2 separate regions of the Mus musculus genome follow, and region 1 is linked to region 2. Evidence: chromatin contacts called from ENCODE Hi-C or POLR2A ChIA-PET data. All regions are on one chromosome and are shown on one strand. Each heading gives the region's core, a stretch centred on a gene start or an enhancer-like site at or near the end of the contact. The rest is flanking DNA. Distances are from core to core; before and after follow the strand shown. Region 1 holds the start of Zfp759 (zinc finger protein 759). Region 2 holds the start of Zfp712 (zinc finger protein 712).

Evidence for each region. Hi-C counts contacts between places; a loop is a spot of excess contacts on that map. ChIA-PET counts read pairs that join two places held with the same protein, here RNA polymerase II (POLR2A).
Region 1: a map of left cerebral cortex shows a loop between it and region 2 (4-fold over the local background). The contact joins the promoter of Zfp759 here to the promoter of Zfp712 in region 2. A Hi-C loop is called at or near these places in 5 of 37 maps with a recorded cell type or tissue (heart and left cerebral cortex). POLR2A ChIA-PET finds 5 or more read pairs at or near these places in 3 of 5 experiments (Patski and embryonic stem cell).

Annotation. Positions count from the first base shown.
Region 1 is chr13:67,125,522-67,129,613 of GRCm38, reverse strand. It overlaps Zfp759 (zinc finger protein 759), which reads right to left and starts at 1,386. Exons shown (of 4, transcript NM_172392.3): 1 at 1,300-1,386. The coding sequence starts at 1,305.
Region 2 is chr13:67,059,676-67,063,445 of GRCm38, reverse strand. Zfp712 (zinc finger protein 712) reads left to right here and starts at 2,276. Exons shown (of 4, transcript NM_001166218.1): 1 at 2,276-2,383. The coding sequence starts at 2,378.

The DNA of each region.
Region 1 (4,092 bases), core at 137-2,636, 67 kb before region 2:
TATCAGACTTACACCAATGTATTTTAAGCTTTCTTAGGTTAATGACATTCTTTGTTCTGTAAAACCATGAAATAGATTTCATGTTGGAGCATGGAATTTGGATTAATTAAACCTGTGTTCTCAGATCATGGCTACAAAAATGGCTCTGGACTAAACTATTCTCTTAACTCTTCAAAAGGACAACTATGCATTTTGCATGAACAGGAACCTACTATATGCAAATCATAAGTTCCCAAGTATGCCACAGGTTTTGAAATTTATCTTGCAGCCTTTCTAATACAGTTGAAAAATTTGAAGACTTCTTCCTAAAACTATTAAGGGTGCATCAGTAAACCTGAAAGTCACATTGAGGGACAGGGAAAATTTAAGAGAGTTCGAACACTGCCAATAATAGGAACATACATAAGAAAATCACATGATGAGACAATATCCAGATCCTGCCAGATTAAAGAGAACAATGTACAGAGCCTGGCAGATGAGCAGAGATATTTCCTCCTTCCCTTTCAGACTTTCCAGCTCCTCCCAGCGATCTTTCTCTCATCACACCAAGTCATCTATCTCTCACATCTGAAAAGAAGTCCAAATACTGGACAGAACACATACTCAGAACACAAACATACTCAGAACCGTTGAGGTATTACTGTCTAGTCATTTTTAATCTGTGTAAAATCCATAATTACATAGATTGTGCAAACACGGGATGTTACCAATTACAAGATTATTCTGTGGCTATACAGCCATGTATTGTGAGGAATCATGTCACTGAGATGTCTATTAGAAATTCCCACTCTAACCAAGGCATCCATAAATCTAACAATTCATTCCAAAGGAAAAGTAATTAACACCCCACACAACAATCACCGTCACAGGACTCTCTGTCCCTGGACACTAGGAACTTTAGAAAGCTGTGTGAACTCAAACAAGGAGTAGTCTCCAGGACATGACGTATAGGGGGCGGTAGATGTCCCCGTGTTCTGTATGTCCAGAGAATCTGACTACAGCCAGTGAGAATGGGTCAACTAGGCCGAGCACGTTTCCCTTTAAACATGCTTGAGCTCTGGTCAGCATCGCAGGCACAGGCAGTGTGCAGACCCTGCCTGCCCTTGCCATCCTGTAGTTTCTAACGTTCTCCTCATCAAACCTGTGCCCAGGGACAGTGACCCAGCCTAGGTCAGCACAGCATCTCCAGGTCAGCAGCTTCCTGTCTCACAACAAGCCCAAGCCGGCACTCTCCGTGCCCTACCCGCCACCCTGCACAGTCCCTCATATCTGCAAGATGGTGCTGTTCCCTGCACCAACCTCCATGTCAGAAATCCAAATGCAGCGCTCAACAGGACAACTGCACAAATTTGAGAAGCGACCTTTGACGAAAGAATATGGAAATTTGATGCTGACAGCACTTTCTGATGCCGTCACAGGGGCCGGGACTACATTTCCCACAAATCAATTGGAAGGACTTCCGGGAACCCACTGAAGAGGTTTTGTACACTGCCTGGATTACAGTCCACTGAGAGCAGGTGCACATGGACATGCACAGGGAATTTGGGCTCTTTTACAGTCCTTGGTCACGGCACGAAATGTTTGCCTGTGAGCTGAACCTTTCACATTAATCCCGCCTATCAGGTTTCCATGTTATCTCTGATAAAACATTTTGATTTAAAAACTCCGACCTACTATAGAATCTTATTAACAAATGGAAAATTCATGCTTTCATGATCTGCTTTATTTAAGAATGTGGAAGCAGGAAGTTAATGTAGGAGTGAGCATTATCTCTTTACGATTCTATTGAAACCATCCTAGTCGCTTAAGATAGAAGAATTAGAAATCAAAGCTAGTCACCAGCAGATGTTTTCTGAGCACTCCACTGGTTTTTCTCTTCTGTATGTCTCCCAAGGGGCGGGACAGAGTTACTGGGATCACAATGATGTGTGTACTAACTCTTTTTTTTCGAGGCAGGGTTTCTCTGTATAGGGTTTCTCTGGCTGTCCTGGAACTCACTCTGTAGACCAGGCTGGCCTCGAAATCAGAAATCTGCCTGCCTCTGCCTCCGGAGAGCTGGGATTAAAGGTGTGCGCCACCACGCCCGGCGTGTGTACTAACTCTTAATCCACTGTGCACTATAGGATTTCCCCCTGCCTTAGGTTTGATGTTCCTTATTGATTTTTCTGTCTCTGCACTGATCCTGTCATCGGTCATATTTGACAATATTTGAACATTAGTGTTATCTGTCTTGAATTTCCCTCACTTCTCCTAAACAGAACACTGAGATATTTTCTTCTTGAATACAAAGATATCAGAAATATTCATAATACTGTCTAATGAGATCACTGTATTAAAGGAGTTACACTGGAAACATAGAGTATTGAGAATTCATGTCTCTTCTTGGGAAGGTTTATTCTTGTGCAGTTCATGGTTGAGTCAAAGTTACAAACCCTGTTACAGAAAAGACTTCCTACTTCCCTGAATCCTAATGATTCAAAAAGAAGCTGTTTCAAAGAAGATACTGTGCCGAGTCCATATTTAATTCTTCTTTTCCAGTGAGTATGTTTATCCAGGAATGCAGAACGGCTTCCTCAAATTAGAAAAATTAGAGTCAAGGAACAATACATGTACCTGTACTTGATTGGCAAGTGTCATGACTGGTCTGTCCTCCTCCTGAATGCTGCAGTGAAGGGCATTGACAGAAACCACAAAAGTTAGTATTTCTGAGCATAGCTAGTTTTCCAATATATGTTATGTGTTGAGATCTGGTCTGTTGCTATGTATTGTAATGCTAAATTCTGTATCCAAGATCTAGTACTACAGCTGACTTCTCATATTTACATGGTTCTGTGGCACAAACCTTCATCCTTGATTTAAAACTATGGGATAAATCAAATTGGCTACAGCCAATTACTGGAGGGATTTGTGGAGGGCGGGTATTGAGTTACCTGGTAGGGGGTGGAGAAGAGAGAGAAGAAAGAGAGACCAGGACAAGGAGAAATGGGGAAAGAGGATGAAGATGCCCTGGGACAGATGGACCATGAGCCTGTGGCCAGGAGAAACAGCAAATATCTGGGGTAGAGCACTGGGAAGGTAGCCATGACGGCAGTTACAAGAGTAGATTAGTGGTTGTGTTCCAGTAATTGCCAAAGCCAAATGCTATAACCCTAGGCTGAGTTGAATTTATCTGTAAGCTAGTCAGTCATAACCTTAAGTACATTGTGCTACTTGTGTGTATGTGTGTACATGTATATTTGTATCTGCTACATGCAAACCTACCTAAGAGAGTAGTCATTCATAGGAGATGCGCTCATCCTTGAGGATACAGCATAGAGTCACGACTCTTCTACTGTCTCCATTTCTTTGCATTTTGCCTGTGTAATTCAATAGGGGGAGTAGCTACCGTGGTATAGTCACAACCTGAAGATTTGATCAAAGAGGAGGCTCATTCAGCACACTATTAGGGACCCAGGCATAGTTATGGAAATGTCTACTGGAGCTAGAGTCTCAGGACTAATATGTTTGTTTAGGCCATGTTCACCATTTTAAATATATTGCCTACTATAATTTTTTTACATCTTGATCATTTAATTTTCTCTCTTGGGAACAATCCCTAGTATGTGTCATGTTTAGCGAAATCACTTGAATATCTGTGCTTACAGGCTAAAGAGATTGTTCAGTAGTTAAAAGTAATTAATGGCCGGGCGTGGTGGCACACGCCTTTAGTCCCAGCACTTGGGAGGCAGAGGCAGGCAGATCTCTGAGTTCGAGGCCAGCCTGGTCTACAAAGTGAGTTCCAGGACAACCAAGGCTACACAGAGAAACCCTGTCTCGAACCTCCCCCAAAAGTAATTAATGTTTTATAGAAGATGAGTTTGTTTTCTAATATGCATATGGTGGCTCTCAAGAACATATAATAGCAGTTCTAGAGGATCAAATACCCTATTTTGACATTATCAGGCTCAAACATCATCAGGAATCTATTATAGAATAGATAGGCCCACAGAGAGACAGACAGACAGAGACAGATACACAAGTAAAATAAAATATATAATTAAAAAATTATGCTGCTCATGGTGCTACATACACTCAATTCTGTTAGTTAGGGGT
Region 2 (3,770 bases), core at 1,027-3,526:
TTGACCTGCATTATTTCAGTCATTTTTGTTATGTTGTTTTGTTTGACACTGCTATCAACTTAGTTTTAGTTTTATTTATTTATTTTTTACAAAAAAAATGTCATCATTGAATGTGGGGCTGTGGGTGTGTGGGAAAGAGGGGAGTAGAAGAAAACCCGTGTCCTACCAGTTTTTTGGTGCTCTGGGTGGTCAGATGCGGGAGGACTGCTGGATGATTTCCATGCGGCCCCAGGTGGGCATCTGGTTGTGTAAAGCCACTGACCCCACATGGCGGGTGGTGGAAAGGGGCAGCTCTAGGTACCAGGTTCTCAGTCTCTGGCATCGTACGCTGGATACGATGGAGGAGCTGAGAACAGAATAGGGGCCCCAGGGCAGCACTAGGCCCAGGGGATGAAGCGAAGAAAGGGCGGGGGGAAAGGGGACTGGATGGTTCCCACGCAGGCGAGAATCCTTGGTCAGGTCCATGGCTTGGAAGGCCTTCTGGTGGGAGGTTGGATGTGGCTCATTAGGAGAAAGCCTATCTCATCATTCAAGCAGGGCAGGCCTTTATGGTCAGAGATAGTCTATGGATTTAGAGCTTTATTGTAGAAAGGCAGGGAGAAAGGAGAGAAGGTAGAAAGAGAGAGAGAGTCTGGCCATGGCTATGTGGAGAGAGCAGGAAGGGAAAGAGAGAAAGAGAGCTAGGGAGTAAGAAAGGTGAAAGCTTAAGAGAGTGAGGTGGAGCCAAGCAGCCCCTCTTATAGTGGGCTGGCTATCTTTCTGTTGCTAGGTAACTGTGGGGCGGAGTCTAGCCAGAATGCCAGCAGCTTGGGACATTGTCTATGTCACTGATAGCCACAAGCCTCTCCTTTGGGGACTGTTGGGGGCGGTAACTTCGACAGGAGCTAGGGGTCCAGGAGACATGATCGAATGCCTTCTGTCCCATGTAGGTGAAAATTACCACCCACCGGGTCCCACCGGGGTTCAAGACCTAACTAAGTTCGACTGGAGACCAGGCTGTCTCTGTGCATAGCCCATTGCCCCACAATTGAATTCTAGAACAGTTTGAGTTTGAGATTTAGCAATGCCCTGTCATTGAGTTAGCAAAGACATTTTAAGATTAACTGCTTTGTGTGTCTGTGTTTTTTATCCAAAGATCCAGTATTCTCTAGGTGAGGGGCTGATAGCACTGCCTGTTCCCAGAGCTTAGGTGGGGTAGCAAAAGGTACATGTAACACTTTAGTATGCAAGTTTACTCAAAGCATATACATTCTGTGATCTCATTTTCTGAATCTGTTTTGTTTTTGAGTGGGGAGTCATGTATACCAAACATGTTTCAAACTTTCTATATGTCTATAGGTGACCTCGGACTCCTATTCCTATCTCCAGTAACCAACATCTGGGATTTTCAACATGTAAAACCACACTTGCTTCTATACAATCATCTTTAGTTTGAAGTTCCAGTTATTTGGACCAACACTTTTTCACATGTTCATTGTCTGTTTTCATTTCTCATTTTAAGAATTGTCTTCTCAAAATATTAGCTCATTTTTTTAATCCATGTTTGCCTTGTGATGTGAAACATTTTGGGGTGGGTGAGATAGCTCAGAGGTTAAGAGCACTAGCTGCTCTTCCGAGGGTCCTGAGTTCAAATACCAGCAACCACATGGTGGCTTACAACCATCCATAATGAGACCTGACTCCCTCTTCTGGTGTGTTTGAGGACAGCTACAGTGTACTTACATATAATAATAAATCTTTTTTAAAAACAAAACAAAAACAAACAAACAAACACAGCTGGGCAGTGGTGGCGCACACCTTTAATCCCAGCACTTGGGAGGCAGAGGCAGGAGGATTTCTGAGTTAGAGGCCAGCCTGGTTTGTAGAGTGAGTTCCAGGACAGCCAGAGCTATACAGAGAAACCCTGTCTGGAAAAACAAACCAAACCAAAGCAAAGCAAAACAAAAACAAAAACGAAACATTTTGTAGGAAGCAGGTTGAGTTTTAAAATCACAATATATGGACCCAAAGTATCCAGTACACATAATAAACAATGCTGTCAAAGGTTCAACCCATACTCATTTTGAAAATTTAAACGCGGTACCCTGACTCCCCGTGGCTATCCACCTTCAGAAGTGGCTTGTTTCTACCCATTCTCTTTGGCAAACAGCCTGACAGTAACTTGGGAACGTTTCAAATCACCTACCACGGCTTTGTGAAACTCGCTCGCAGAGAATTGTGGGAAATGTAGTCTCGTCCGCGGCGACGTCACAAACAGGGACTCTGGGAAGGGCGCTTCCGTGTTTCTTCTGCGCCTGTGTGTGTCTCCCTCTCTGGCGGTCTTCTCCAAAGTTGGGCCAGTGTCGGGTCCTGTGCGCGCTCTGGTAGCATCTCTGGCATGGAGGTTGGTCCCAGGATGTAGCGCAGCCAGAGGGACGTTGCGGGGTGGGCGGGTCCGCCTTGGAGGGAGGCGGGAAGAAGTTGAATGGGAGGTACTGTGGTGACCTAGGCTTGTCCATTCCGGTGCTGGTTAACGCTGGAGGAGGGATGGAGCTGGGAGTGGCCTCTCTTTTAAGGTGCCGTTGCCCTGTTCTGTCCTGCACTTCTGGGGCAGGAGAGCTGGCTCGGTAGCCTAGGAATGGAGAAGGGTGCCTGGCAGGGTGCATCTGCTGTCAGCTTGTGCCTGAGGTGTGGAAGCATGCCCTTAGCTGACACTGTCTCGATGGCTTCTGTTATCCGGAATTTAATAGATGTATATACAATGCAGTCCGATCAAATCCACCCCTACTGTCCCCTACTTCAACAGTACCAGGTATCTCCCAAAATGCTCCACTCCCAATTTCCTGTCCTGGTGGTTTTGTTTTTGTTTTATAACCCACTGAGTCCACTTAGTATTGCTCTAGTGTGCATACCTGTGTGTATGGGGCGGGGAAGGGAGGGCGCACAGGACATCCCCTAGAACGTGGACGCTCACTGGCCACACCTCCAAGCAAAATAAACAAACAAACAAACAAACAAAACGAATCTCTTTTTCAGTGGTCATGAATTCCAACCGATCCTTAGCTAAGGGTGGGGCCTTGTGAACCCCTCCCCTTTCCCTGTTGAAGTTTTGACTGACGTTATTTGTGTGTTATGCTGGTAACCATAGCTACCTTTTCCCCCTTCCTATTGCCATCCTTTTGTGTTTGTATTGGGATTTTGAGTCAGTTTCTTGTGTAGTCCAGGCTGCCCTGAAGTGTTCTGTGTAGCTGATAGTGACGTTAACTTCCGTTCCTCCTGACTTCTCCTCCTCTTTACTCCTCTGTGCCCTAGGAAGATGGCCATCTGTCACTTTGTTCTTTCCTTTGTGACTTGCCCCTTAAACCTTCTCTATTCTTTCAGATGACTATTAAGCCATAACTTATTGGTTAAGACAGGATCTAATTACTAATTTGCTTAGGAAATGGCAGAATTTCACTGGGTATATAAACAACATATGAGATGTAGAAAAGAAATTTGGAGATGCTCATATATTTATTTTAATTTATAAATATCAGTGAAGGATGCTTTGCTAAATATTGATCAAGACACCATGCCATGTTCCATTTATAGTGAGTTTGAGTGTTGTTTGTTTATTAACTGTTGGATTTCTTAAGTTGCCTCATAACCAGAGAATTTATATTAAGAAGAAAGACATATTATAGGGATGAAGGCATAAAAGTAGAATGTTAAGATCAAAACAAACTATGTAGCATGAAGACATTTCTTACATTTTGGCCATGTCCCAGGACTGAAGCTTAAGTGCTGACTGT